Regions from separate parts of the Mus musculus genome. Here regions 2 and 3 are each linked to region 1. The links are chromatin loops, found by intact Hi-C in ENCODE. Cell type or tissue: gastrocnemius. All regions are shown on one strand. Links, peaks and the distances in the headings refer to the core of each region. The heading gives the core; the rest is flanking DNA.

Evidence for each region. Hi-C counts contacts between places; a loop is a spot of excess contacts. Peaks named below come from ENCODE experiments on the same cell type or tissue, not always from the same donor. Only the 100,000 strongest peaks of a DNase experiment are listed, where the experiment ranks them.
Region 2: it touches region 1 in a loop (2.2-fold over the local background); 16 of 42 quality-filtered maps call a loop at or near these places.
Region 3: it touches region 1 in a loop (7-fold over the local background); 7 of 42 quality-filtered maps call a loop at or near these places.

What each region holds. Positions count from the first base shown.
Region 1 is chr9:44,120,689-44,130,361 of GRCm38, forward strand. Gm10687 (predicted gene 10687) reads right to left here. Exons shown (of 2, transcript NR_152189.1): 2 at 3,080-4,605. Among named protein-coding and RNA genes, the nearest start is that of Gm10687, 9.0 kb to the right of the region's middle. In gastrocnemius, for the core only: CTCF peaks have their summits at 3,839 (motif pointing left) and 5,515 (motif pointing right); DNase peaks (open chromatin) are centred at 5,059 and 5,513; H3K4me3 peaks cover 814 bases; H3K27ac peaks cover 4,005 bases.
Region 2 is chr9:44,244,594-44,254,266 of GRCm38, forward strand. Ccdc153 (coiled-coil domain containing 153) reads left to right here. Exons shown (of 7, transcript NM_001081369.2): 6 at 1,119-1,249; 7 at 2,164-2,713. The coding sequence ends at 2,292. Pdzd3 (PDZ domain containing 3) reads right to left here and starts at 6,871. Exons shown (of 11, transcript NM_133226.2): 1 at 6,847-6,871; 2 at 6,405-6,432; 3 at 6,190-6,263; 4 at 5,658-5,869; 5 at 5,250-5,439; 6 at 5,018-5,154; 7 at 4,642-4,846; 8 at 4,254-4,450; 9 at 3,963-4,169; 10 at 3,638-3,838; 11 at 2,719-3,423. The coding sequence starts at 6,862. The coding sequence ends at 3,394. Nlrx1 (NLR family member X1) reads right to left here. Exons shown (of 10, transcript NM_001163743.1): 9 at 9,399-9,650; 10 at 8,120-8,946. The coding sequence ends at 8,625. In gastrocnemius, for the core only: a CTCF peak has its summit at 5,090 (motif pointing right); DNase peaks (open chromatin) are centred at 5,093 and 6,027; H3K4me3 peaks cover 941 bases; H3K27ac peaks cover 1,358 bases.
Region 3 is chr9:43,980,640-43,990,312 of GRCm38, forward strand. No RefSeq gene overlaps it. Among named protein-coding and RNA genes, the nearest start is that of Gm30373, 11 kb to the left of the region's middle. In gastrocnemius, for the core only: a CTCF peak has its summit at 4,173 (motif pointing right); DNase peaks (open chromatin) are centred at 3,658, 3,948, 4,165 and 8,410; H3K27ac peaks cover 4,161 bases.

The DNA of each region.
Region 1 (9,673 bases), core at 1,044-9,043:
GCACCTGCAAATGCCATTCTATAGTAGGAAGTATAAATGCCTCCTCAAAGAATATGAGAGTCCCTATCTGTCCCTCTTGTCTCCTATCAGAGGCACTCACACTGGAGCCTGAGTTGGGAATTTTGATGCCTGCCTGGGTTCTACGTATGCACAAAAATATGAAGTGGAAACTTGAGGGTTCTTTGGAAAGTCCGTTGGATGATGTTTTCCTGGGACAAACATGTGAAGGAGTGCTTTCCTGAAGTGGACACAGGTTGAAAGGCTAAGGCTGACTCGTGAAGGAACGTTTCACTGAAGCAGACAAGTGAAAGGATGTTCTGCTAAGGCAAGCACGTGAAAGAACACATGATGAAGGATTCTTTGCTCACAACACACATGTGTTGGTCTGCCTTACATTGCATAATGGAGTTCCATTTGTCAAGACTCCTTAGAGAGAAACACACCAAAAACTTTCTAGCGATGGGCTGCTTGGGCTTGCGTTGATTGACAGAGTGATGTCAGCTGAGACAGATGCATGTGCTGAGGCAAGACACACATGTGGAGGCAAGACTGGAGGACACATGATGTTTGGAGGGAATGCAAAAGGACTCTATGGATAGTGACAGGGTGGGGTGGGGTGGAGTGGGGTGGGGCTGAGTTAGGCTTGCTTATAGAGCAAGCTCGGCAATGCTTGTTAGTCTCGTGTCTTCACTGATCTTTGCTTCACTGAGAGAGGCACAGCTGAGAACTTCTCCTGACGTTCCTGCTGGCCCTTGAGGCCTGGCTGTCTGGGCTAGGTAGTGACTCCACTGCCGATTCGTGTTTACTATCCCGGCTCTGTTGAACTGGACTGCTGGTGTATCTGTGGAGTATTTGCCAGTGACACAAGTTGCCGCTACTAACCTGTGAACTGAACTGCCGATTTCCAGACACAGATGAGAGTTGCTCCAAAGAACCTTTCTAGACAGGTCCACTTTCTTCCTCCACACCTCATATCCTTTCTTTTCCACTACCTCTGGTGGGTGGTGGGCTACAAGGGAGGTTAAAGTGTTTTAAAAGCATCATTAAAAATAAAGTTTGGGGGGCTGGAGAGATGGCTCAGCAGGTAAGAGCACCCGACTGCTCTTCTGAAGGTCCAGAGTTCAAATCCCAGCAACCACATGGTGGTTCACAACCATCCGTAACAAGATCTGACTCCCTCTTCTGGAGTGTCTGAAGACAGCTACAGTGTACTTACATATAATAAATAATAAATCCTTAAAAAAATAAATAAAGTTTGGAAAAATTAAAGTTACAACTTTTTTTTCTTTTTAAAAATGTACGTTTGGGGCTGGTGAGATGGCTCAGTGGGTAAGAGCACCCGACTGCTCTTCCGAAGGTCCAGAGTTCACCCAGCAACCACATGGTGGCTCACAACCATCCGTAACAAGATCTGACACCCTCTTCTGGTGTGTCTGAAGACAGCTACAGTGTACTTACATATAATAAATAACAAACATCATGACCAAGAAGCAAGTTGGGGAGGAAAGGGTTTATTTTTATTTGGCTTACACTTCCATACCGATGTTCATCACCAAAGGAAGTCAGGACTGGAACTCAAGCAGGTCAGGAAGCAGGAGCTGATGCAGAGGCCATGGAGGGATGTTCTTTACTGGCTTGCTTCCCCTGGCTTGCTCAGCCTGCTCTCTTATAGAACCAAGACTACCAGCCCAGAGATGGTCCCACCCACAAGGGGCCTTTCCCCCTTGATCACTAATTGAGAAAATGCCTTACAGTTGGATCTCATGGAGGCATTTCCTCAACTGAAGCTCCTTTCTCTGTGATAACTCCAGCTGTGTCAAGTTGACACAAAACTAGCCAGTACAATGTTCAAGTTTTTAATTGTATTTTCTTTTTGAGATCAGGTCTCACTATATAGGCCTGGCTGGCCTTGCACTGCTGGTCTTCCTGACTTGGCCTCCTGAGTGTTGGGATTACTGGATCCCTCACTCTAGCAATAAATACACATTTGAAGAGAAGTGTGGATTGATGTTACAAAGTGAGAGCAGAGTGTTCCCTGGGTATTACTGAAAGCACCATAGATTTTTTTTTGTTGTTGTTGTTTTGAGACAGGGTTTCTCTGTTATAGCCCTGGCTGTCCTAGAACTCACTTTGTAGACCAGGCTGGCCTCGAACTCAGAAATCCGCCTGCCTCTGCCTCCCAAGTGCTGGGATTAAAGGAGTGTGCCACCACACCCAGCAGCACCATGGATTTTTGAGTACTTACATTTACTTTTATTTTGTCTTGTGACAGGGTTTCACTATGTAACCAAGGCTGGCTTCAAACTTGAGGCAATCTTAGTATTAGCCTTGTAATTGTATTAGCCTCCCACATAAGTACACTTTGATAGTCTGTTGGAGCCTCTCTACCCACTAAGCTATCTTGCCTAAAACAAACAAACAAACAAAAAACTTGTTCAAGGCCAGCCTGGCCTACAGAGGGAGTTCCAGGACAGCCATGGATACATAGAGAAACCCTGCCTTAAAACAACACCCCCAATACCACCCCCAAATAAATCTTAAAGTTGGCTTGGTAGCGTTTGCTTATAATCATAGCACTCAGGAGACGGAAGATTCCAGTGTTTATGGTTACCCTTGACTACATAAGTTTGAGACCTTGTCTCAAAAAATAAAGGGCACCTACATGGGTGCTCCCAACAGTTTATGACTCCATAGGTGGTTCCAGGAGATCCAATGTCCTCTTCTGACCACTTCAGACAGCAGCACATACATGGTACACATGTATATATTCAGACAAAACATAGGAAAGTGTGTTTTGGGAGAGTCAGAGCTGCACAGTGAAACCCTGTCTCAAAACAATAATAAACAAATTTTAAAAAATATATTTTAGGATTTATTTATTATAGGTAAGTACACTGTAGCTGTCTTCAGACACCCCAGAAAAGAGCATCATATCTCATTACGGATGGTTGTGAGCCACCATGTGGTTGCTAGGATTTGAACTTGGGACCTTTTGAAGAACAGTCAGTGCTCTTAACTGCTGAGCCATCTCTCCAGCCCCTAAAAAACATTTTATTTATTTATTATTTTTTTTGTTTTTCAAGACAGAGTTTCTCTGTATAGCTCTGGCTGTCCTGGAACTCTGTAGACCAGGCTGGCCTCGAACTCAGAAATCTGCCTGCCTCTGCCTCCGAGTGCTGGGATTAAAGGCGTGCGCCACCACGCCCGGCTATTCTATAGGTCTTGATGATTTCCTACTGGCACGTATAAGGAGCACTCAGCACTCTCTGGGGCATTGAGCAGGTGGTGAACTCTCTTCAATCTGTTTTAAAAATCATCCTTAGTGGGCTGGAGAGAGAGCTCAGCAGTTAAGAGCACTTAACTGGGGTCATGAGTTCAATTCCCAGCAACCACATGGTGGCTCACAACCATTGGTAATGGGATGTGATGCCCGCTTCTGGTGTGTCTGAAGACAGCAATGGTGTGCTCATAGATATATAACATAAATACGTAAATCATTTTTTAAAATCACTCTTATTGTTAATAAGTTCTATGTGTGTATATGTGAACACTCCTACCAGTGACCATTTTCCTGTTACTTAGCAAAGACATTAGGCTTGGGACAGTTTGCATGACTACATCAGCTCTCCCTGACTCCCTGGAGCAAAAATCTCACAGCCATCAGATCATCCTGTGTCAGAATCAGCAATCTAGAACACTGACAGAGGTAACTACACAAAGACTGCAGCCAATTGCCTAAGCTCCCGGAGGTATCAGAATTTTCACTATACCAAGCCTTGATGATCTCTAGATGACCCTACAACCATTTCCACCTGCGACAGGGGTGGAACACTCCCCCTGGTGGCTTACTAGAGGAATTTCATGATGCCAAGAGGCAAGATGGAGCCGGGTGTAGTGGCACACGCCTTTAATCCCAGCACTCAGAATGCAGAGGCAGGCGGATTTCTGAGTTCGAGACCAGCCTGGTCTACAAAATGAGTTCCAGGACAGCCAGGGCTACACAGAGAAACCCTGTCTCAAAAAAAAAAAAAAAAAAATTGGCAAGACGGGGGTTTGGCCCAAACAAATGGCCATGATTGGTCCAAACACTCAGCTGTATACATAGGCCTACTAGACAAGTTGCCTGTGTCCCCATTACATGTGGCGGTCAGAGGACAACTTTCAGGAGTTGGTTCTCTCTCTCCTACCACGTGAGTTCCGGAGAGTGATTTCAGGTCTTCAGGCTTAGCAGCAAGTGCCCCACCCCAGCAGTCCATCTTCCCAAGAATTTAGGAGGCCGAATCAGAAGCGTTTCCATGGACTACACAGGGAGTTCCAGGTGTGCATAGGCTACAAAGGGAGAGCCTGTCTCAAAACACACAGAGCAAAAGATAAACAAATAAACAAACAAACAGAAGGCATGGAGGAAGGAGGGGGAGAAGAGGAGAGGAAACGGAAACAAAAGGGTGGAGGGAGAGGAAAGGACCTTCTGACCCTGCCTCTGCTGGGCTTGTTCTTTTGACAGCTGAGCAGCACTCCCCTCCGCGGCGTGAATGCAGGTCTTCTTTCAGGCCTCAGCCAAGGGTTGGATTTCTCTCTGTGTGGACGTGGGGGAGGCAGAAGAGGCTGCAAAACAAACAAACAAACACCCTCAGTCACATGCCAGGGACAAATGGCTAAAACAAGGCTACACCCTATATGATGTTGGACACTGCCTTCCAGACATTTCCAATTTCCACCATCTAAGGGAGGGAAGGGAGTCTGAAGGGAAATCGAATCTTAGAAAGCAAAGCCTTCTTTGGTTCTGGCCCGCTGGGGCCTGGACTTATTTAATGGATTTAAAGCAACTTGGGGGTATTGTTCCCTTCCTTAAAACCATGCTGTTTATGCCCTGCTGATGTTAATAATTTATCACCATTAACAAATCGCCTGTAACCCAGCCTTATCCCTCACTAACATCCCTCCTCCCTCACAGGATGATGACCATTGGCCAACAGTCCCTTGCCCAGAGCGTGCTTGGCCACCCTCAAAGCAGCACACCCCACTGCCCCTCAGAATGAGGCTAGGTGGCACACTTCCAGGAGGCTGCCCTGGGCCCACGCGGCTGTTAGCAGCAGCTGCTTCACGCATGTGTCTGCTCCCAGTGTTTGGCATGTTTTATTATAAATGTACTTGCCTGTCTCATTATGAATCCACGCTTCTCAAATGCAGGGACGTTGTCTTCACATACACACACACACACCCATCTCCCCCACTCTCCACCAGCTTAGCTGCCCTCTAATGGACTCCGTTCCAAAGGCACAGGGTAGATTAGAGAGAGAAGGGGGCCTCCCCCATGCCATGCCCACTTTGTACCTCGAATCTCCTCTGTCATCTCATTTTGCTACAGTGTTGAGTCGCCACTCAGGATTAAAAAGTAGAATCGGACCCAGAAAGCCTGGGTTTCTGTAACTCTGAAATCCTAAACTCCAGGCCTGAATTCTCCCACCTACTCCATAAGATGAAAGAACAATCCAAATGAGCAGCACTAGGGGGCGCTCTTGGGCCACGAAGACCTCAAGACACCAGTGTAATGCCAAGTCCCCTTTCATCGCATTATTCTGCTGTTGCTCAAAAGCCTTCAGTCGTTCCTCGGTTTGCCTAACTTTTCTTGAAATCCAAGGTGTTTCCCCATAACCTAATTCTGCCTCATCGGAAACACTAGCTAGCCACGTAACACTCCCTGTTCACATAAGCATTCCTAGTGTAACCCACATTTTCTGCTGCAGTAAACATGTATATTAGGAATAAATGAAGGCTTGCAGTGCAAATAGAATGACAACACAGGTCCCCTCCTCCTCAACTGCCTTCTAGCCAGACAGCTGCCTGGAAACTTTGTAACAGGGTCCCAGACCTTAGCACAACTGACTCCGTGAGGGAAATGCCATTCAGGACATAAAACTCAACACAGAGACAGCGCCACCTGCCAAAATGAAAACAGACCTAGTCCATCAACGCCTATAATTCAGGGAAAGCCTCTAAATGTACTAACCTTGCTTTTTGGTTTCTGTAGTACTGCTTTTGGCTGTTTTGTTAACTGAAGTATGTCAACCCAGGACATGGGTTTTGTGCTTAAAAGCTGAGAAAGGCTCAGGGCTATGCTGGTATCCAAACAACAGACATATTACTAGCCAGCTAATAGGGACTATCTATTGGCTTAACCCATGTCTGAGAGGTCCTCTCCGGTGAACCCTCTACAACAAACTTCCCACACAGAACCCAGGCAGTGGTGGGGCACCCCTTTAATCACAGCACTTAGGAAGCAGAAGCAGGCAGATCTCTTGTGAGTTCGAGGCCAGCCTTGTCTGTAGAGTGAGTTCCAGGACAGCCATGGCTACACAGAGAAGCCCTGTCTCGAAAAACAAACAACAAAAAACTATTTCCACATAGAACTGCAATTGGCAATGAACATGCCCTGCTCTCTGCCCTCTTCCTCTTTGTTTCTCTTTTGAAATTTTTTTTTTTTTTTTTTTTTTGGGTTTGGTCTTTAGGTCAAGAGTCTCACTATGGAGCTTTGATTGGCTCTGAACTCAGAGATCCACCTGCTTCTGCCTCCCAAATTCTGGGGTTAAATACTGGCGAGCACTGCCAGGCCAGGCCCTTCTGGTTTTGAGATAGGTTCTCATGTACCTCAGGGGACACTTGAAATCCTGATTTTTTTTCCTGCCTCTGCCTCCTAAGTGCTGGGGGATTACAAGTCTGTGCAATCACCCTGGCTTCCGTCCCTCCCTCTCTCTTTGTTGCAGCCATTTCCCCTGCCTGGAATGGCCAGCCCTTGCTTTTTTTTTTTTTTTTTTTTTTTTTTTTAAGAGAGGATCTTGTTATGTAGAGTAGGCTGACTTCCAACTTGCAGCAAGGCAGCATCTCTGGCCTTCTCCAGCATTCCCAAGTACTTCTCAAGTCCCATTCTCAAGCAGTGGGACTGCAGGTGCACACCACCACACCCCACTGACCTTGTTCCTTTCTGGACAGCTGGCTTTTCTTTGATACCTCCCCGGTTCCAGAAAGACTCTCCTGGCTGGCAGAGGTCCCGGGACCAGGCTCTGGCACTCCCTGTTCTGAGTCCCTGTTCTACCTTCTTTTGAGTCCACAGAGTTCAGCCTTTAATTTGGCTCTTCTCATGACTGACCTTTCTTCAGACCCTCATTGCTTGCTGGGATTGTAGTTCATTGGCAGATGCTCGCTCACCCAGCACACACGAAGTCTCGGTTTGATCCACAGCATTGCATGAAACAGGCAAGGTGGGACATGCCTATGATACCAGAACTCAGGGCACCAGGGCTAGAAGACCAGAAGTGCAAAGCCATCCTTGGTACATAGGAAGTTTAAGGCCAATCAAGACAAAATTTAATTTTTTAAAAAAGATTTATTTATGGGCTGGTGAGATGGCTCAGTGGGTAAGAGCACCCGACTGCTCTTCCAAAGGTCCGGAGTTCAAATCCCAGCAACCACATGGTGGCTCACAACCATCCATAACAAAAATCTGATGCCCTCTTCTGGAGTGTCTGAAGACAACTACAGTGTACACATATAATAAATAAATATCTTTAAAAAAAAAAGGGGGGGTCTTGAATTAAAGAGGCAGGCAGCAGATTTCTGAGTTCAAGTCCAGCCTGGTTTACAGAGTGAGTTCCAGGACAGCCAGGGCTGCACAGAGAAACCTTGTCTCAAAAACAGAAACAAAAAAGAAAGGGTCTTGAAATCTTGCCCAGGCTAGCCTCAGCCCCCTACCTCAGCCTCCCAAGTACCAGGAAAGCATGGGCTATGCTGCCCAGAGTTTCCTCTGAAAGTTTGTTGTTGTTTTTTTGAGTCTTGACACAAGGTGTTTTTGTGTAACACAACTCTGGTTGTCCTGGAACTTGCTCTGTAAACCAAGCTGGCCTTGACCTCAGAGACCCACCTGCCTCTGCCTCCCCAGGAGTGGAATTAAAATAGGAAGCTGGCTTCTATCACCCAGCTAAATGCTAATTTTTCTTTTAAGGATAACATTTCACTATATAAATCCAGGCTGGCCTCAAAACCATGATCCTCCTATCTTCACTTCTAAATGCTGGGACGAAAGGCCTGTTCAAGTACACCCACCCTTTCTCATTTTCTCTTTTAAAGATCAAGATAAACTTGGCTCACCAAAGTGACCCCTAAGTAAAAGTTCTAGGCTGTAAAGTTCCCTGTAAAGAGAGCACAGCTCCTTCTGTCCCTCAGAACTCTGTCCTGGTTCTGTTAGGTAGTAAGCTGGTCTCAAGACCACCAGTTCCTTCAGTGTTTGAGCCCTCACGGCTTCCAGCGGGACAGATGCTTGCAAGAGAAGCAGGTCTGCACCTCCCCGGCTAGTTTGGATCCAAATCCCATGATCCACTGAAGCTCCCCTGGTGGCCCAAAGTAGCGGGGTGTTAGCTTCTTGTGGGTTCTTCTTCCTTCCACCCTTCTCCATCCCCCTTCCCACACTTTCAACCCCCTAACACTAGATAGGAGAAAGGGGAAGAAGAAGGGGCGACTTTATAGACTACTTCCTGCTGATCAGGGGCAGAGTTCCTTAGGGAGAGTTTGAGCTATGGAGTCAGGATATCTAATACCGTCTTCCTTCTTTGCACCAGACAACTTAAACCATAGCCCACCCTGTCTCTCTGGGCTCTGGGATTTATATACCCTCTGAAAAGTCCCCAGAAACTATCTGCTGTTGGCAAAACCACACCCCTGCTACAGCAGGAGACAAATCATAGTTAGCAGCTATGGACAATCTGAAGCAGTCCCATATCCCATATCTGGGATTAAAATGAAAACATCCTTATAATATTTGTTTGGTTTTGTTTTTCACTTGAAACCAGAATTCTCACCGTCTAGGTATGCAGTCTGGGAAGCCAGCAGGTGGGCCTTGTCTATCTCCTTTATTCTCAAGTCAACTACCGTAAGATCCCAACCCTGTCAGGTCCCTTTCTGGGTTGACAGCCTTAAGGACTGAGGGTGTTACGTCCTCCGAGAACACAGGGGCCAGCAGAATGTGACTTCGGATTTCCCACAAGCTCCCCAGCTTATCAGCCTCCAGGACAATGCAAAGTCAAACTTAAGCAGCCCTCTGGGGACATTCCTCCCCCTGGGTGGTGGTATTTGGGAGAGAGGATGTGAAACTTCCTGGGGGTGGGAGTAGGTATAAACTTCCAGCATCCGGCCTGGGCCCCCTACATCCTCCTTACCCCAGATTTAAGCTGGGGACCGGGAAATGGGACGAGGGTATGAACCTAGAAGCCTCAGATCCAGGACTTCACCAGTGACTTGACTTGCTCTGCGCAGGGAGCCCGCTGCTGGGACCCGGTGCTTGGGCAGAATCCTGCCCGCGGGGTCCCACTCTACCCTGGACCCTGAGGCACAGCGGCACCGCACTCCCGTTCTCCCCCGGGACCTGACCCCGCCCTTTCAGAGGAGTGACAGGACCGACTGAATCACCGCTCAGTACCGCGCTGGGAAAGACTCTGAGACCGGATTCGAGATTTCCGGAGAGTCCTATGGTCCCCCTCCCAACTCGACTGAGCCGCCTGAGCATTTTTGGTAATGTTTGGGTTGGTGAGGACGACCGGATGCCCCGCCTCCCCTCGGCATCCCCTGGGCAGGACCTCGGAGCTTCGGGCTGCTGCAGCGCCTTCCCGCCTCGGCTGCTTCT
Region 2 (9,673 bases), core at 501-8,500, 120 kb after region 1:
CACCATGTGAGTGGTATAAACCAAACCCGGGTCCTGGGAAAGAGCAGCAGCCTCCTGAGTCTTTTTTATTTCTCAAAAGTCCAAGGTGGCCTTGAACTCACAGTGATCCTCCAGCCTCAGTCTCCTGAGTTGTCAGGTTCTAGGTGTGAGCCATCACATCCTATTTCAAAGTTTTCTTATCCTAAAATATCTTTGGTTTGGATATAAACATTCGTGAACTGCTTTATACAGGCTAGGGACTCCATCCATCTCTGGCCTTGGCCTTCTTTCAAATTTACAGTCAACATTTACTGAGCCCCTTCTATATACAGTGCTTTGTCGTCCATTTCCACATTTAAGGTCACAGCAAACACAAGGGATGTATGTTATTTTCCCTCTAAAGATAAAGAAGGGGCTGGAGAAAGGGCTCAGTGACTAAGAACACTGGCTGCTCTTCCTGAGCCAGCACCCACATGGTGACTCGAAAACATAATTCCAGCTTTAGGAAATCCAACCCTCCTCTGGACATCACAGGCAAGTGTACACGTGCGTGTGCGCGCACACACACACACACACACACACACATGTGTACACACACACACAGAGGGGGAGAGGAAGGAGGAGGAGGAGGAAGAGGAAGAAGAGGAGGAGGAGGAAGTTGTTTTAAAAACTGAGATGTAAAATTAAAAATAAATAAATTTATAAAGATAAACTGAACACTGAACCATGTTAGGTGGTACAAGTCTGTAATACCAACCCTGAAAGGGAGAGGTAAAACAATATGGAGTTCAAGGTTATCTTTAGCTACATGGGGATTTTAAGGCCAGCCTGGGCTACATGAGATCCTGTCTTAAACAAAACAAACAAAACGAAGGCAAACATTTAAGACATGGCGATCCAGAGAGACTTGTTTCACACTGTCTAAATACTAAGCAGCAGACTCTGGACACATCTTCTGTCTCAAGACCTCTATGCACCCTGCCATGCCTCAGAACGTCTAGAGAGACCTCAGGAAAGAAGATGACCCTGGGAGTCTGTAACGGCCTCTGTAAAGCTGCCTCTTTAGACACCTTTGGTTACTGTTCTTGGTATACAGTGTCACTGTCCTATCTCCTTTACCTTTCTGCCCTGTTCCCTAGAAACATGCCAAAGGGAGGCTAAGACAGCGAAGGAAGAGGCTGAGCGAGCCCTCAGAAAGCAAGATGGAACCTTGGCTCAGCTTCATGCCCACGTGGCAGACATGGAGGCCAAATATGAGGAAATCTTGCATGTAAGCGCCACTACCCGTCGGCCATCTTCTAATTATCTCATAACCTACCATCCCTATGCCTCCAATTAGTGTGATGACCCACGACCCCATGCTCTGTCCTAAGTGTAAACAAAAGATCCAACCATTGACAGAACCAGTGACTTGTAATCCCAGTACTTGGTTAGCTAAGGCAGGAAGATTTTGAGTTCAAGGCCAAGATGAGCTACAATGTACTATGCACCTGCTACACAGTGAGATCTAGGCTCAGTAATAATCAGGGGATTACTTTGTTATATAGTGTCAGGACAGTGTCACTATATATCAGAGTAAGGGTATAAGTCAATGGTACTGCTCTAGGCTCTAGCCTAGTATGCAAGGCCATGGGTTCAATTCCAGACACAGAGGTGGGGCGGGGGATAGGAAGAGGAGTGTGGAGAAGGAGGGAGAGGGGAAGAAAGGAGTGGCACAGGCTCATAGTTCTGCTATTCAGGAGAATGAGGCAGACAAACCATAGGTTCAAGGCCAACCTAGGCACAAAACCCAAGGCCAGCACAGGCAGTAAGAGACTGTATCTCAAAATAAAAATTAGAAAGAGACATGGTACTTGTCTAGCATGTATAAGGCTTTAGGTTAAATCCTAAGTGTTGGAGAGACAGAGACAGGGACAGGGACAGGGCAGCAGCCAGGCATAGTGGTTCACATTTGAAATCTAGCACTTGGGAAGCTAAGGCAGGAGAATTCTGAGTTCAAAACCAGCCTGGACTACAAAGCAAGGTTATCTTACAAAAAGAAGGAAGGAAGGAATGTAGAGAGGGACGGAGAGAGGGAGGGAGGGGAAGCCATTGGTGGATAACTCTTAGTAATCAAGCCGAAGAACCTAAGGCAACCTTCACTGTCCCCTCCCTCCCTGGAAGCTGAAAGCTGGGTGTTCACAGGACAACCTGGACTGTCTACTGGCCAAGCTGAGAGTGGTCAAGCCTCACTGGGATGCAAATGTGCTGAGACTCCACACCAGACTCAAGGAGCAACTGCGGCAATTTGGTCTCAACCCCCTGGATCTTTGAAACCGCTGGCCTCTAATCCCTAAGCCCTATCAATAAAGCAACTTGATGTAGAATTCAATAGAACTATGGATTATGGCCTTTGGCAGTGAGGACATCTATGTTCTGGGTTGACCCATTGTCCTAAACACTGAGTGGTAAGAAGTAGACAATGTTCTAAACCCTTTCCTGCAGAAACTAGATCCCATTCCCTTAAGCCTGGAGTACTTTTGGTCCCTTTAAACTATCTTGGCTTAAATGGGCACGGCGGTGCATACCTTTAATTCACACAATTGGGAGGCAGAGGCGGGCGGATTTCTGAGTTCAAGGCCAGCCTGGTCTACAGTGAGTTCCAGGATAGCCAGGGCTGTACAGAGAAACCCTGTCTTGAAAAACCAAACCAATCTTGGTTTTTTTTCCTGACCAATAAAACACAAATCCTGTGTGTGTGTCTGTATACATATACATACATTTACTTATTTATTTGGACAGTAGCGTATGTATACTAAAGTGCTCACAAAGAGGTCAGAGGGCAAATTCCAGGAGCTGGTTCTCTTCTTCTACCGTGTGGTTCTGGTGAGTCAACTCCGGTTGCCAGGCTTAGAAGCCAGCACCTTTACCTTTTAAGCTATCTCACCAGCCAGCTGGGAAAGGCTGTACCAGGACATTACAATAGCCAAGAACCAGCTCCCAAGACTCTAAGGTATCCACAGTAGAAGGAAGATACACCTCCAATCAATCCTTCTGCCAGATGACAACAGAGCCACATCTAACCTATGTTCTCCATGGCTTCAATCCTCGGTGGCTCCACAGCGTCATCTTCTTGAGCAGAACTGCATCTTTGGCGCACAGCTCCCCAAAATGTCCACATATAGCATCCTGTGGCGTCTCAGGCTCCCTGTGGAGCCCGCCTTCGGTCTCTGTCCACACCCCTCTGCTGGAGGTAGGCTCATGAGAAAGGAGAAGGTCCCTGGCAGTCCTGTGATTGGTGGTTTCTGAATCCTCCAGCTCCCAATTCCAACTTCAAGAGATTGTTCCCAGCTCCCTCCACCTCAGGGTGCAGAGCGAGGGCAGGAGAACTACTAGGCAAGTCTATGCTGGTAAGCTAGGCTGAACAGGGATGTCCTATAGCAACTCTGAAGCCAGAGTCCAGTCCTACATACGGAGAGAACAAGGGGAGTCAGTCTCAAACCAGAAGAGTTCACTTTCCTGCCCCAACATGCTCTGCTCAGGAATAGGACTTTGTCCTCCAATCCTTCTGTCCCCACCTCCTATGACCAACGGTTCCCTCCTGCACATCTCACACAGCTCGACCCGTTAGCCCTCCTCTCTGCCCTTCTCATAATTCCATTTGTCTCTTTGACTTCACCTCTCCAGACTCCAAGGAAATCCAGGCTTCTAAGCCCTGCGGATTCCTAGCTCCTAGCTTCAGGCAGAGGGGTGGCTCAGCCTCAGTCAGTTGCTGAAGCCTGTCCAGTTCACTGTCTCCGCCCACAGGATATCCGTTCACCTCCAAAACTGTATCTCCCACTTGCAGCCCTGCCCGGGCAGCTGAGCCTCCTGGGGTCACCTGGCAGTGTAAGGGGATACACAAAAGTATTGGTTAGGTGTTCTACGGCTGGGCAGACTGGGGGGCAGAGAAAGGTAGGTGGTGAATGATGGGTAGATTCCAAGGCACATGGTGCATCAGTCACCTGGGAGATGAAAAGACAAGGCCCACTGGCCACACAGCAGAGTCTGAATCCATAGCCACCTCCAGGCCCCGGGTACAAGAAGCATTGGCAGGAGCCAGCAAGGCCAGAAGGCTCAACTGTGTCTTCAACCGGAAGATCCTTGGTCTCTGCCAGAGGAGGAGCAGCAATCTCAGTGTTCTCCAAGAAGAGGAGGGGAGACAGGCGTACCTGGGGAGGTACGGTGGGGGGAGAAAAACCTGTGGCACCTGAGCCCTGCTCCATTTCTGCCCTCTCCCCAACCCAGTCACATACCATGCTGAAGAAGCGGTCAGCCTCAGGATCGACGACAATGAGAGAGACACAAGAGCCCTGTGCCCGGATTCTAGACACTGTTTCCTCATGGCCCAGCCCATCCACGCTTTCCCCGGCCACAGCCACCAGGCGGTCTCCAGCCTTCATCCCAGCCTTGTCAGCTGGTAGTCCTGGATCCACGTCCCACAAGAACTGCCCTGGGACAGAGACATCTTCACTGCTCTCCCCTGACTCACGCCCATGCTCTCCCAGGAACTAACTCTACAGTGCATGGAAAGCTGCCGCTGGGGGCTGTGGGGCATCGCTCATGGATGCTGAGAAGCACAATTGAATGTGTATGGCCAGCCTATCGTCCAGCTTCCTACCAACCCCCAGAGCTGCCACTCACCAAGTCGGCCATCCAGGCCCTTCTCCTCCCGGAGCAGGAACCCAAAGCCTTCAGGTCCTTTCTCTATGTTTAGACATCGGGGCTTGGCGGGCAATGCCCAGCCCTCTGCCAGGGGTGCAGCAAGAGGCATTCCTAGTTGGTGACACTGTTCCTCTACCTCCAGCCCTGCCACCAGCAGAGTCACCTGATCTCCACTCTGCCAAAGCTGTGAGGGCAGAGCAAGAATGTAAGCATGGGACATCTGTGTGGGACAGAAAGGCAGGCATCTAGCTCCTCCCGGGGACCCGGAATGAGGGCAAGCCTCATGCAAACTAGAGGGAAAAGAAGAGGGTAAGGAGGGAGAGTTCATGTAGGGAGTCACCGCAGGAAGCCCTACCTTCCTATTGAGCTGGTTGTATGTGAGCTTCTCCACACTGGCCCCATTCACTTCCAGCAGCCTGGCTCCAGGGGGCACCCCTGCCCTCTCAGCAGCTCCTCCTGCACTGAGCACCAACCAGAAAGGACCTCGACTTCCTAAAGGCAGAAAAAGTAAGTCCCAGCCTGCTGCCTACCTAGAACCGAAGCTAAGCTCCCCAACCCTGCCCACCCATAGCAGGCCCTAAGCTCACCGTGGGTGACGCTGAAGCCAAAGCCGCCTTCATCTTTTACTACATGGCACAACCGGGGCCTGACCCCCGAGGGTAGGGTAGGACAGAGGAAAGCGTCACTCCCCTGCAGAACACGCGCCACATCATGCACGTGTTGTGCCAAGACTGTCAGCAATACCCGGGGACCGCTGGCCCGGATGTAGCGCACTACCTATAAAAGGGGACACAGGAGAAAAAGGTTGGCCCTCTGAAATCCCAGGATCCCCTAGAACGTGCGTTTTCACTGTGAAACCCACGTCTGTAGTTGCCTTCACTCAATCTTTCTCCCTAGGTACCTCCAAATCATGGGGTCTGAGGAGAGTGAGGCTTGGCCCATGAAGTGCTATGGAATGTTCTTTTGTACCACGAGGAGTCCCAGCCCAGCCTCACCACCGCGTGGTCCTCATGTGCCACAATATTATTGTTCACCGCTAGGATCCGATCTCCTTCCCGGAGACCCTGGCGCTGGGCTGAGGTGCCCGGATCGACCCTGCACACCACATGGTCAGCCTTGCCTAGATGCTGCTGCAAATGGAACCCAAAAGTCTTTTCCTCCTCCTTGCTCAACAGACAAAAGCGAGGCCGGTGCAGGTTCCAGGGATCTGGAGGAGGAGACAGGTAGCAGAAAAAAAAAAAAGAAGGAGGGGGCACAGCCCTGGTACAGGGGCATCAAAAGACTGGCAGACCCTGCTTTCCTGTGAGAGCGCTGGTCAGCTTCCAGCCAGTGAGAGGGCGGGCTTTATAGCTGAATGAACTCTGCGTGGGCTGGGAGGCTAAAGCAAAGGGATGTCTTCCCCCTCTACTTCTGCTTAGTTACTGATATCAGAGGGAGGCAGTTAGCAGTTACCAAGGAGATAGGAGGCTGTGTGGCACCCTAGTGTCTCTAGGGAAAGGAAACAGTTGCCAAGGGTGAGGGGGTTACCAGATTGGTCCTGGTCTTCAGCGAGGGAGAGGACAGGATTGTCAATGCCCAGCCTTGGATTAAACTTAAACTTCCTATAAGGAGGCAGGAGAGGCAAATAAGAGGTGCTGGGAGCTGGACTTGGGTCCCAGATTCTACTTTAGGTGCTGCTGCCAGCTGAGAGTCGTCCCCCCCACCCCCTTCAGTTGTTCTTCTCCAGCCCTCAGACTACTTACAGAGTTAACAAGGCCGTGTCCCGAAGATCTGCGGGACAAAGGAGAGTGAGAGGAGAGACACACTCCCCACCCCACCCAGAGACGGGACTCTCGTGATAAAAAACCAAAAAGGTTTAGGAGAAACCCAACCCCTTTCCATTCTGCTTCTCTGTCTTCACACACACACACACACACACACACACACACACACACACACACACACACACACACACACGGGTGCTGACTCCCCTGTATTTTCCTCCCCCAGTACTGTGGAACATAAATCTGAGCCTATCAGCAGAAGGTGTGGGCCAGGAAGATAGATCTATAAGCCCACCTCATTCCTATTCCTATAGGGCTCCAAGCCCCGATAGCAAGTGTGTTCTAGACCCAGAGATTCCAAATCTGCCCCCTCTGCCGCCACCCCAAAGTCCCCTTTCAAGGATATCGCCTTACTTCCTACCTGCAGCTGCCTCCATAGTTGGATCACTGACCCAGGACTTAAGAGTAGGGACAAGGTTCATTATAACCAGCTGACCCTCCCACCTGCCCCCTCCCGAGTCACGCCTTCTTGAAGACGCTGCAAGGAAGCATTGGGGTAATGGTTAACAGCAATGGGACTTATTCTCTGCAAAGTGCGAGTGTAAGTTCCTTCTGCCCCCAGGTCTTGCGCCCTACCTCTTACGACGCTCAGTTGCTCTTATGCACAACAAAAAGCAGGTTACTGTCATCTCAAGCTGGGGGCAGTAGGTATGAAGGGTTAAAGGAATTCGAAGGCCCAGCAAGAGCAACCCCATCCCAGGCGCTCACACCCGGGCCTTCCAGCAACAAAGTTATCTAAAGATTCTTGAGCCTCTCCTTTTGCCTATCAGACTATTCAAACGATGGATCTCAAAGACTGGAATTCCTTCAGGAATCTTAAACTGGGCAAGAGAGAAGATGAAGCCCCGAGGCCAGCCAGAACTTGTCTGCCAAGAAGAAGTTTCATGAAGTTTGGACAATTTGTCAGACCACGGAGTTGGATGGATGGACTGGAACAATCACTCAGTCCTGATGGGACTGCTCAGCACACTAAAGTCCACGGGTGCACCCTGAAAGATGAGCTCTTGGGTTGGGATTGTCACCAGACCTATTTATTTGTTTCTTTCCCAGGGTGACCACCTCAAACAAATCTCTTTTCTCTGCTTTCCTAAGCTTTATTTTTGTTCATTTATTTGTGTGTGTGTGTGTGTTTGCATGCATGTGTGAATAAGAGTGATGAGAGAGAGACAGAGAGACAGAGAGAGAGAGAGAGAGGCAGAAGGTACAGTTGCTCCACAGAGGCCATGAGAGTATTGGATCTCCCCACTCATCCCCACCTCCCTACCCCCCACTCATCCCCACCCCCTACCCTCCACCCATCCCCACCCACTCCCTACCTCACCCCACCCCACCCCTGCCGTCATGTGGTTGCTGGGAATTCAATTACTGTCCTCTGGAAGAGCAAGGCGTATCTGAACCTGCTGAGCCATCTCTCCAGCCCTTCTTCTCTGCCTTTTCACTATTCTCTTTTTAGCTTACTGAGCATGTGTGGCAGAGCTCAGCTTGATGGGGATGCAAGTGGCCAGGCATTAACACCAAGAACTCCAGCAACAGGACGCTACTGCCTGAGTCTGGTGGCCAGGGGCCATCTGCAGTAGAAGGTAAACCAGATTAGCCCTTTCTTGGAAGCACCAGGCAAGGAAGTGGAGACCACAGGGGTGGAAGACACACGGCTTTTTAATAGCAGCAAGGTGGGCCCACTTGTCCCTAGTAGCCTTGGAGCCATCGATCCTGTGCATTTGAGACTGGGAAAGCACCAGTGTGAGGGCACTCTGTGCCCAGAGGTGAGCGTAAGGCAGGATGGAGAGCTGTCCAGTACATCTGCTGGCTGGCAGAACCCCCCAGCATAGCAAACACAATCAGAGGAGGAAGAGGCAAGACTGGCGGTGGCATCACAGGGCAATGTGGCCACTAACGTGCCATACCCTTAGTCCTTCTAGGCTAAGGGAGAAGTGACATGTTCCATATCCAAGTCCAACATCAATTCACCGCATTTGACCTTGGGAACTCTAGGCTGGACTTGTTGGGGGTGGGGGCAGCACAGTTTCACCCATTGCTTTGACCGCAGAATTAAAGGGATCTTTCTGGAAGGAGTTGTACAAGCCAGGAAGCCACAGAGGGAGCCAGTGGTCCCACAGCTCTGTCACAGCAGTCACTGTCTCAGTGTCCAGAACCTCCCAGCTGCTCCAGAAGAGTCTTGACCTCGCCCTCCACTCGCAGAAGCTGAGCCTTGCGCCAGGGATTAAGGGTGGCGCCCCGGCTGTCCTCCAGATCACGGAGCAGCAGCTTGAGATGCCTCTGGACCCGGAGCGGGTCCCAGCTGTGGACGTTGCGCTGGACTTCACTAAGGATCACTGACCAGTACTCAGACACCGCCGTCCCTTCTGTCAGCGAGGCTACGACCCGGGCACCACCTTCACCAGAGCCCCCCAAATCCCGCAGGACCTGGCGGCCCTCTGAACTCAGCTCATTGAAGTAGAGGCTGGAGAAGAAAGAGATGGGAGGATGTCATTCATCAAGGGTTTTTGAGAAGAAAGGCCCCAGGTGGATAGGCAGAGAGCCAGGAAGCCTTACAATTCCCTGCAGGCTGCGGAATGGGAGGGGCCAAGCATGTGTAAGATCTGAAGAAAAAGCTCAGGTGGTAGAATGCTTAGCATGCACAGAGCCCTGGGTTCACTCCCTAGCATCACAAAAAGAATCTGCAACAAGCCAGAGGCAGAGGTAGAAGCTGATGGAAACATGGTGTGACCAGAGACAGCAGTCCTGGGAGAAATGGTGGTAGAAATGGACAGAGGACTTGGGTTAGCTCAGCACTCAGCAAACTAGGATCAAAAAGGGAATACAGAGAGTAGGTTCATGCCACCCCCAGGGTAGGAAGAACACACTAAAGAGAAGCAACAAGCAGATTGGGACGAGACCAGGAACAGGACTTACTGCAGCAGCTCCAGGGAAGGGTGCTCCCGAGCAGCCTTAGCCAAGGCCAGAGCCACTGTGTCACCAGCACCGTTGTAGGCCACGTTCAGCTCCTGCAGTTGTTTGTTTCGGTCCAGCTGGGCAGCCAGCAGTTCCAGTCCCTCGTCTCCAAGGTCAGTGTGCAGCAGAGACAGGTGTGTCACCGAAGTGTTTCCTGCCAGCCCGTCCATCAGTAAGCCCACACCAGCTGCTGTCAGTGGGTTGTTGGAGAGCCTAAGGGCCACAGACAAGGCAAG
Region 3 (9,673 bases), core at 987-8,986, 140 kb before region 1:
CATGACAACTCCCACTCACCAACCTCTCAAAGCCACCCAGTTCCAAGACCTGGTTCACTGCTACCCTCTCCTCCCAGTCCCTGGGTCCATGGCAGGTGAGGGGGCTTCTTATCTTCCCAGAATTGCCAAGTCTTAAAGCCCACTCCAGCCCACTGGCTCTTCACGTTGGTGTGGCTCACCTGAAGCACAGGCCCCGACCAAATCCAGTCTCCTTGAGGCCACTTTTCAACAATAACATAGGTTAGCCAAGGACCCATTAAAGTTCTAGGAGGGAGATATGTATGTTTGCACCTGTATATGTCTGTGGATGCATGTGAGAGTATGCGTACACATTTTCCTGTGTGTGTGTGTGTGTGTGTGTGTGTGTGTGTGTGTGTGTGTAGGGGTGTGTTTGTGATGGAGTGTAGGTATGCGCATCTGTATAAACATGCTTCTGAGTAAATATATGTGGTGAACTCAGGCAGATTTCCCCTCATCGGCGTTACTCTTCCCTCCATGCCAGCCATAGCAGAATAAGGTTGACCAGGACTGAGTGCAGAGCAGCCCCTGGGGATGGACAGAGCACTGCTCAGCTCCCACCTCCTCTGCATCAGGCCCAGGATGTCCAGACCCACTTGCTAGGAAGGCTTTGCTAGGGCTAGGGATTCCCCTAGGCCTGCCTCAGCTCCTTTCTTCCCTGACCTGGACTGGATTCTGGCCTCGAGGCTACCCCATCCTTCTCCAGGCATCTCAGTGCCTCTCGGGTTCAGGTCTGTAGAGAAAGCTCCTTGATGCCAGCCACCTTGGCTACCTCCATCCTGTGATACTGCTCAGCTTGGAGTCTCCTGTGCTGCCCTGCTGTCATTAACAGCAGGGACCGGTAAGCACTTACATCCCCCACGTGCCCTGACCGCCACCCTAAGTCAAACATTTCAAACAAAGGCCATGAACAGCCCTCTGCTCATTTGCAGAAGCAGGAGTGCCTGTAGAGAGCAAAGGGCACTCACTCGCCTGCCAGCTTGCTGGCTGTTCAGCTTGCTTCTCTGCTGCTGCAAAAAGCACTAACCGAAAGCAAGCTACAGAGGGAAACCGAGACAGAACTGCGTAAAGTCCTGGAGCAAGGATGCCTGTTGGCTCTCTCCCCTGGCTTGCTGGGCTGCCTTTCCTTCTTTTTCTCTTTCACTCTTTCTTTCTCTTTCTTTCTTCCTTCCTTTCTTTTTTAATCTTCCTCTATAGCTTTTACCAGTGTATTATTTTTTTAACTTTTTTTTTTTTTTTTTTTTTTTTTTTTTTTGGTTTTTTGAGACAGGGTTTCTCTATAGCCCTGGCTGTCCTGGAACTCACTTTGTATTTTTTTTTTAACTTTTTATTGATTCTTTGTTTGTTTGTTTGTTTGTTTTTGTTTTTCGAGACAGGGTTTCTCTGTGTAGCCTGGCTGTCCTGGAACTCACTCTGTAGACCAGGCTGGCCTCGAACTCAGAAGTCCGCCTGCCTCTGCCTCCCAAGTGCTGGGATTAAAGGCGTGCGCCACCACGCCCGGCTTATTGATTCTTTTTCACATCATCTACCCCAGTCCCACTCATCTCCCCCTTGCATCCACCCTCTGCCCTCAAAACCTACCCCCCCCCAAATAAAAACCACACAAACAGACAAGCAAAAAATTAACCAAAAAAAGCATAGAAAACATCTTATCCTGGAAGCTGTAGTGTGTCAGTGTGTCCCATAGTATACTCTTCTGTCCACACATCTTCACTTGCAAATGCTCCTCGCAATGAGTCATTGGTCTGGTTCGAGGCTTCTGAAACACCATCAGTACTAGACCCTCACCGTGACTCCTCCCAGTCGTCCTGTTGTTGCCCAGTGTCATGGAGATGCTGCACCCTTGGATCAGCAGGACTGGCCCTTCCACATGCCCCAGCAGTTCACAGATGATGTAGATTTTGGATCTGGGCCTGGGTGGGAGTTAAGCTGGTTAGCATACCAGCTCTCCCTTATCTGCACCACCCACCAGGGAGGGTTCCCCAGCACTGCTCTGGCTGGGCCACATGGCCATTGGTAGGAAGCAGACTCAGCTCTCCCACTCTCATGCTCTCCGGGCTAGCTCACCCACACCCTGCCTCCAGAGTCAGCCCAGTGGAGAGGCAGGGCCACTCTCCCAAGTGCTGTAGCTGGCAAGGAGCAGGGCCAACTCACTGCTCTCATCTCCAGACTGCCTCAGATGGCAAGCATCTAGAGGGATGATGGCCAGCATCTAGAGGGGTGATGGCCTATACAGCCCATGCCTAGCAGCAGCCTAGGGAAGGACCACTCACAGTGGACTAGGCCCTCCTGTAACCATTAGAAATTAAGAAAATGCCTAACAGACACCCCGCAGGACAATCCAATGGAGGCAGTTCTTCAGGTGAGCTACCCTCTTCCCGGGTGACTCTAATTTGTGTACAAATGACAAAACTAACTAGCTAGGAAGCAACACTGCTTGCTGCTCCAACCTGGGGCATCTATGGATAGGAGTTTCAGGAATACAGGAAATCAGGAACGAGTATTCATACATGGGTACATATATACATACATCTGTACATTTATATACACATATATACATACATATAACCATATATATGTATATCCACCCATATCTACATGTACATACCATACATCGAGCCATCCAACAATGCATGTTATCAGATGCCCCATCCCTCAGATCCTGAGCTGGACACATGGAGATCTCCTCCTCCTCTTTTTCTTCCTCCTCCTCCTCCTCCTCCTCCTTCTCGTCACAGTGGGAAAGAATCCAGGAGTAGGATGTTTTCCAAAGCTTGTTCTTTGACAGTGCTGACTAATGGAACTTCCTGGGGTGACACCAGTGTTCTGTGTCTGTGCTGTCCCCTGGGCCCCACCATCTCTAGCCCACATGGATGCTGAGCATCTGAAGTGTGTCTATTGGGACTGAAGAACTGAATTTTCCCTCCTAATACAGTTGTAATGAACTTAGACATAAGCCTTATTACATGATGCAAATGAGCAGCTCGTGGACCAGATGCCACAGCTGTAAAAGCATCATCCACCCTGTGTACATATGCATTAATGCATGTTCATGTACATATATACATATATGTGCAAATATATACAATACATATATGTATATGTGTATATGTGCAAATATACATATATTTAGATATACATATATGTACATATATACAAAAATGTACATACACACACACATATATATATGCAGAGAGGGAAAGGAGGAGTCAGGAAGGGGTAACCTCTGGTAGGACTAGGAGAGACTCTAGGACATCCTCTTAGAAGTATTTATTGAGGGCCAAGAAGGGACAGACTTTGATAATACAGCATTTGACACACAGTAGGGAAGAAGAGCTATTAGCCAGGTGTACAGCACTGCTCATCTCAGATACTGTAAATCAGGAAAGGCTTCACAGAAGAGATGATTTCAAAGGTAAAGCATCAGATAGAAACTGTCAGAAAGGGGTTTGTGCAAAGGCCCTGAGGCACAGCAGACCCAGATGACAATTAAGTAGATAGGGAGCTCAACTCAAGCAGCCGTGCTCAACCCCTCGCAGTGGGTAGCACATGCTGGGCCCTCCCCAGAGGAGGAGGGGGACAGGCACAGTGCCAGGCAGGCCACATCTAGTTTGCTCATTCCTCTCCCATGACTCCTGATGTCTCCACCCACCCCATAAACATGATTTGGAAAATCTCTTGTCCCAGTCCCCGGCTGAGCCAGTTCCTCTGCCCTTGTGCACCCTCTCTGAGGTCAGCAAGAGCTGGGAATTGAGCCCTCGTCCCTCCAGGAGCTCCTGACTCATTCTGGAGAGAGCAGCTAAGCCTGCATTCTCAAAAACCAGTTCCAACTGGAGGGGAACAGACATGACCCCAGCTTAGGGACACAGACACCAGAGAGCAGGGTAGGGAGAGCCAGAGACAGCAGGAAAGAATTTGGCAGCGGGACAGAGGCTGATGGGAAGAGATATTTGACAGACAGCCCACACCAGTAGGAGACAGACATGCCAGGGACAAAGATGACACAAACGAGGAACAAGGACATACCAAGGCAACCAAAGACAGCACCAGGACATCCAAGTATAAAAAACAGACTGGACTGTCACCCTGGAAATGGTGGGGTAGACTCTCCCGCAGCACTGAGCTGTCACATTCACTGTCTGCAATTGCAAAGAAGACCACAAGAGGGCACCATTGCTCCAAGAAAGCTCACAAGCCTGGTGGTTCAGAATGGTCAAATCAGACTCCCTGGTTTTGGCAAGTCTGTAGGAGGCTAAGGACCAAGAACCTCCACACTCTAAGCTGGAGAGTGTCCTTTCCTTGCCCCAGGATGTCCTCAATCTAGTTCTTGGACTCCACATTACCTGTCCCTAGCCTAGCTCATTATTACCGTCTGAAGCTGGGCATACCAGGCATGGCCCCTGCGTTTGCTTGAAAGGGGGGAACAACACGCAGGTCTGGGGTCTGAGACATGCACTGAGCCTAGAGCAGGCTTTGGTTTCTTCTTGATGAATCCTTGGGTTCAAAGCATGCCCCACACAAGTCTGACCCCATGTTCAGCAGCAGTCTACAGGGCTAAAAACAATGCCACCCAGGGCTGCGTTCACAGAACCATGTGGCTTCAGGATGCAATTAGTAATGTGGTCACATCTTTGAAAGAGCTGTTAATAAGCCAATGTAAAGCAGGGGGACAAGCCCTGTGGAACTGCCCTTGTTACATCAGTGACACAGCAATATTGTTAAATACACTTTGTCATCTCTAAGACAAGCGTCTATAGCCATTACCCATTTTGCAGATGGAAAAACTTGGACAGATTCCCTCCCATGACTCTTCTCTTCCCCCTGAGCCATAGCCATGGTTACAGCTTAGCCTTAATTCCCAAATGGCCTTGAACTTCCTCCTGCCCTTTAGCCAATCCATCCACTGCCCTCTCCTGGTTCTGTTCCCGGAGTCTTAGGGATATAACCAGGGTCCTGCACATCTAGGTCGCTGCCCTACTACTGAGGTAGATCCCTGTGGTGGCTATTCTTGGTTGTCAACTTGATTACATCTGGAATTAACTAAAGCCCAAGTGGCTGGGTACATCTGTGAGGGATTTTTTCTTGATTGAATCATTAGATCATTTGAGGTCGGAAGGCCCACCCTAAGTCCAGATCATTTGAGGTCAGAAAACCCACCCTAAAATCTGGGCCACACCTTCCATTGGCAGCCTATACAAAAGGCATGGAAAAGGGACGCTTTTGCTCTTTGCCTGCCTGTTCAAACGCTCACAGGCAAGTGTTCTCCTTCACTGGTGTTAGAGTTCTTGGATATCTGTTGGTAGGCAGCCATTGTTGGACAAGCTGGACCACAGCCTCAAGGCATGCTAATAAATTCCATATAAACTAATAAATTCCATGTAATTCCATATATATGTATATGGAATATACATATATACACATATATGTATATCTAATATATCTATATATATGTATATTAGATGTATAGATAACATTATATATAATATGTTACATATTATATATCATGTAATATAGATAATATATTATATAATATATATATATGTATGTATGTAAAGAGAGAGAGAGTCCTTCTCTTCCTCTAGAGAACCCTGACTACTACAGTCCCTACCCTCTGCTGAGTTCAGTGTCTTCAGGCACCCAAAGTTCTAGGCACCCAAGACAATTTTGATCTTGTCACTAATATATGTGCAGTGTGTGGCCATGGATGGCATGACCCAATAGCCCTCAACCAGATACATCATCCTGTCCCCTCTGCCTCCCTGACTCCAGCCTTCCACCCCTGCCCTGAAGTCTACGCCTCCCAGTACCCTCACCTCAAAGGACCGCAGTGCCCTCATCCCTCCCCCCCACCCACCCCACCCCACCCCCCGTGCAACTCCAAGCTGTCCTGGGGACACTGCAGCCAGAGTGGCATGACTGAAGATCCTTTCTAGAGGGACGCTCTTGCCCCTCCCTTGCCCATCTTACTAACGAAACAACGGTCCCACAGTAAATTAGAATTACAACCCAGAAGCTTGTGCTGGAAGGAGGTAAAGACTGGGGCCCTGGAGCAAGCCAGAGGAAGATCCTGTCTCTCAGAGATGTCTTCCCGAGCTGAGACAATGAAGAGTCCCTGCTGGGCAGAACCACGTCACTCCTTCTATTTAAACTTCAGTTTCATGTCAGGATCCCAAGATGAACTTGGGGTTAGACATCAGTCATATTGGATTAGGGCCTGTCCATCTGTCCTCAGTTTGCATTGATGTCCCTTTCAAAGGGCCACCTCCAAGCACAGCCAAGTATTGGCTGGTCTACCTGGGGTTGGTAGAACGAATGCATTGGTGGGAAGAACACAATCCAGTCTGTTAAGGACTCCAAGCAGGTACCACTATTGCCCTTGCTCAGCCCCAGGGAAGCAGCAAAACTTTGCTCAATGTGTTCAAAGCATTTGTTTCCTAGCCACACAAAGCTGTGGCCCCAAGGCCACCAGGGAGGCCACAAGGATAGCAGAGAGTGTACACAGGAAAGGGTGTGCTCTGAGGAGGAAACTGCTATGCATGCCCAAATGAGAGCTATAGGAGGGAGGACTAGAGAGGTGATAGGAAAAACTAGAGAGGGGAAAAAGGGAGGACTAGAGAGAGGACAAAGGGAGGACTAGAGAGGGGGAAGGGAGGACTAGAGAAGGTACAGGGAGAACTAGAAAGGGAACAGGGAGGACTAGAGAGGGGACAGGGAGGACTAGAGAGGGGACAGGGAGGACTAAAAAGGGGATAGGGTTGTAGCAACATGGAGTTCATGCTCATAGGCAAGAGTGACTTGTAGAGCAGAGGAGGGGTGAAGTGGCGAGGGGAGGAGGGATGGGACAGGTGCCAGGTTGTACACTCTCTGGGGTGCAAAACAAGAGAAGACCCAAGGTCTTCTAGACTGGAAGAGGTCAGTGGGTATGACTGAAAGTATCAGAAGGGAAAGTTGGCCATGGGCAACCCTCGTGTCTGAGTAGGGGTCTTGAGTACCAGGCCAAGGAGATCTGGAAAAGTATGTTATATGTAGCACTCGGGGACCTGAGCTAAGGCAGAAGACTAGAGCTGGGAGTCACTGCAGAAGTGCGACAGGACCTCTTAGTAGGACTGCATATCCAGGTGAGGGCACAACTGTCCAGTGGCAGATGAAGGATGGCTGAGTATAAAGGCTGTCTGCCCCACCATACGTGGCAGATTCCCCTGCTGTCCCTAAGAGATAGGGCTCAGCCTTCCTACCTCTATCCCCACTCAAGTATTCAAACACAAGCCCTCTAGAGTGTCCACAGGGGAAGTGTCTTAGTGTTTCACTGCTGTGAACAGATGCCATGACCAAGGCAACTCTTGCACAGACAACACTTAATTGGGGCTGGCTTATGGGATCAGTTTCAGTCCATCATCACCAAGGTGGAGTATGGCAGTATCCGGGTTCCATGTCGTTAGCTCCAGAGAACTGAGCCAACCCAGGAGACAGCCACTGCTTGAGGGTACAGGAAAGCTCACACCCACATACTAGAACACACATGTCTCTAGTCACGCCTCTTCCTGTCGCATGCCCAGGACAGCTGGGAGAGCCTAGTTTCAGGACTCCAGCCTCTACCATGATTTGTGGAGAAGGCGACACAAATGTTTCCAATAGGCAGGACGAGGTCCTCAGCTCTACCTGGACAGAAGCCACAGGTGGGCAAGGAGAAGCCCTTCAGGTGCAGGTCTGTGATAGCTTTTGGAGAGGCAGCTACAGGAGGAGCCTGTTCCTTGCCCGTGTACATTCCTTATAGGGGCTGATGGGATGCTATCTGAGGAACTTAACCTTTAGAGACCTCACAGTAAAGCAGTAGCCCAGGGTCAGGAGAAGTAGAGAAAGGTGGCCGCTGTCCCAGGATGAAAGGCCAGGAGCTAGAGCTAGACCCTGTCAGGGGACTCTTAGCTGGAGAGGAACCCCAGTCCTCATCCCCAGTAAGTGGGTGGCAGGCACTGATCCCAGCCCAGTCACTAAAGCCAAAGGGAAGTGGCCATAAGGAGGCTCGGGAGAGCAGATTGTAACCTGCTTCAGACTGCTCCCCACCCCACTCTCCACCAGCACACCCACACTCCACCCTGGCCCCAGAGTGGGAATCTGACTTGCATCCTAGACAGCCATCTCCTGGGCAGTGTGACCCTGGTCCCTGACCTCTCCCACCCAGCATGAGGGCTCTCACAGTTAGCTCTGAGCCTTCTGCATACTCCAGGATGAAAACCAGAGGCCTGCATGCTAATCTGCCAGGTTTTCCATGAAAATCCTCTCTCTTTCCTTCCAGCTTGGCCACACTCTCCCCAAGAACCAGCCTGTGGCCATTCCATCGTGATCACAAGAGACTCTCTTGCTCTCCTCAAAGCTTTCGCACCCGCTGCTGGGATTGTGCCAGCTGAGTTCTATTTGGAAATGGAACTGGATTTCATCAGGCAATCAGAGATCTGTGTCTCTCCAAGGAGGGCAGGGAGCAGGTTCTAGCATTGGGGAAAAAAGGAAGAAAAGCCCCTTAAAGATCTCATTACCCCAGGATGTGGTTTGAATTCCATTCTCCTTTCCCAGCCATTTATTAAGGGGACCAAATCAAAAACACAAGATATAACTGGGGTTGGGGGAGGGGGCAGATGGACCACACAGACGACAAATCCGGGAAGAAAGCTGAGTCAGCGCCCATGTTAACCGGCCAGGTCCAGCTCCTGTGTCTCTTTGAGACACACACAAACACAGCCCCAGGGTGCAGGCCCTGTGGGAGAGACAGGATATGCCCCACCCACTTCATGTCCTCCTCCATCGATACAAGCATGTCTTTACCAGCTCAGCCATCTCTGTAATGCCCCCCCCTCTCCTTCTAACCAAAGGTTTTCCTCGTGGCTTTCTTCCTCCTCCCTCCTTGCCCTAATGTAGAGCACTCCCCTCCCCCTAACTCAGCATCAGAGCTCTCCCAGCATCCCACTTTGCACCCCTTGGCCACATGAAACATTTTGACCCCTGCCTGCTCCTGCCTCCTGGCATGGAAGTTTCTCTCAGGCCAGAGCTCTCTCCGTTCCACATGGAACCAGCACACAACACCATTCCCTTGGCCTTGAATCCTCTCAACGGCCTGCCCAGTGCCCTCTAAACCCTTCCGTTCCCTGCTGCCGCCTGAAGGGCACCTTGGTCTTCTGCAGTTTGGTCCACTGGCCTGTCACTGTCAGCAGTGTGGCCACACCCTCAGCCCACCCCTGCAGTGGCTGGTGTTCTCCTCCTCCCCCATATCCCTCTCCTAACTTCTCTCCAGATTCTCTCCTCAGGCAGCCTCTCAAGCATGATGTTTTTCAAAATTTGACCCAGAACCCCCTTTCTTCCAAATTACTAAGATCTCCATGGGGCAGCCTGGAATCTGCCACCCATGGAAGGAGGGTGCCCCAGATTTTCACTTGCTGATATTTGTCTGAGACACCAGTCTTACCCACAGGTACCCCAATTCTTTCATACACTCTCATCTTTCCATACCCCTGCAATCCTCCAGATGTGAAGACGGAACTCCACACCAGCTCCGGCCCACAGCCCTGCCCGCCAGCTGCCGATCACAAACAGAGAAACAAAGGACATTATTTTATTGAGTCATTGGGCTCCCGGCCCTGCGGAAGAGCTTTCCTGTGTGCCTTCC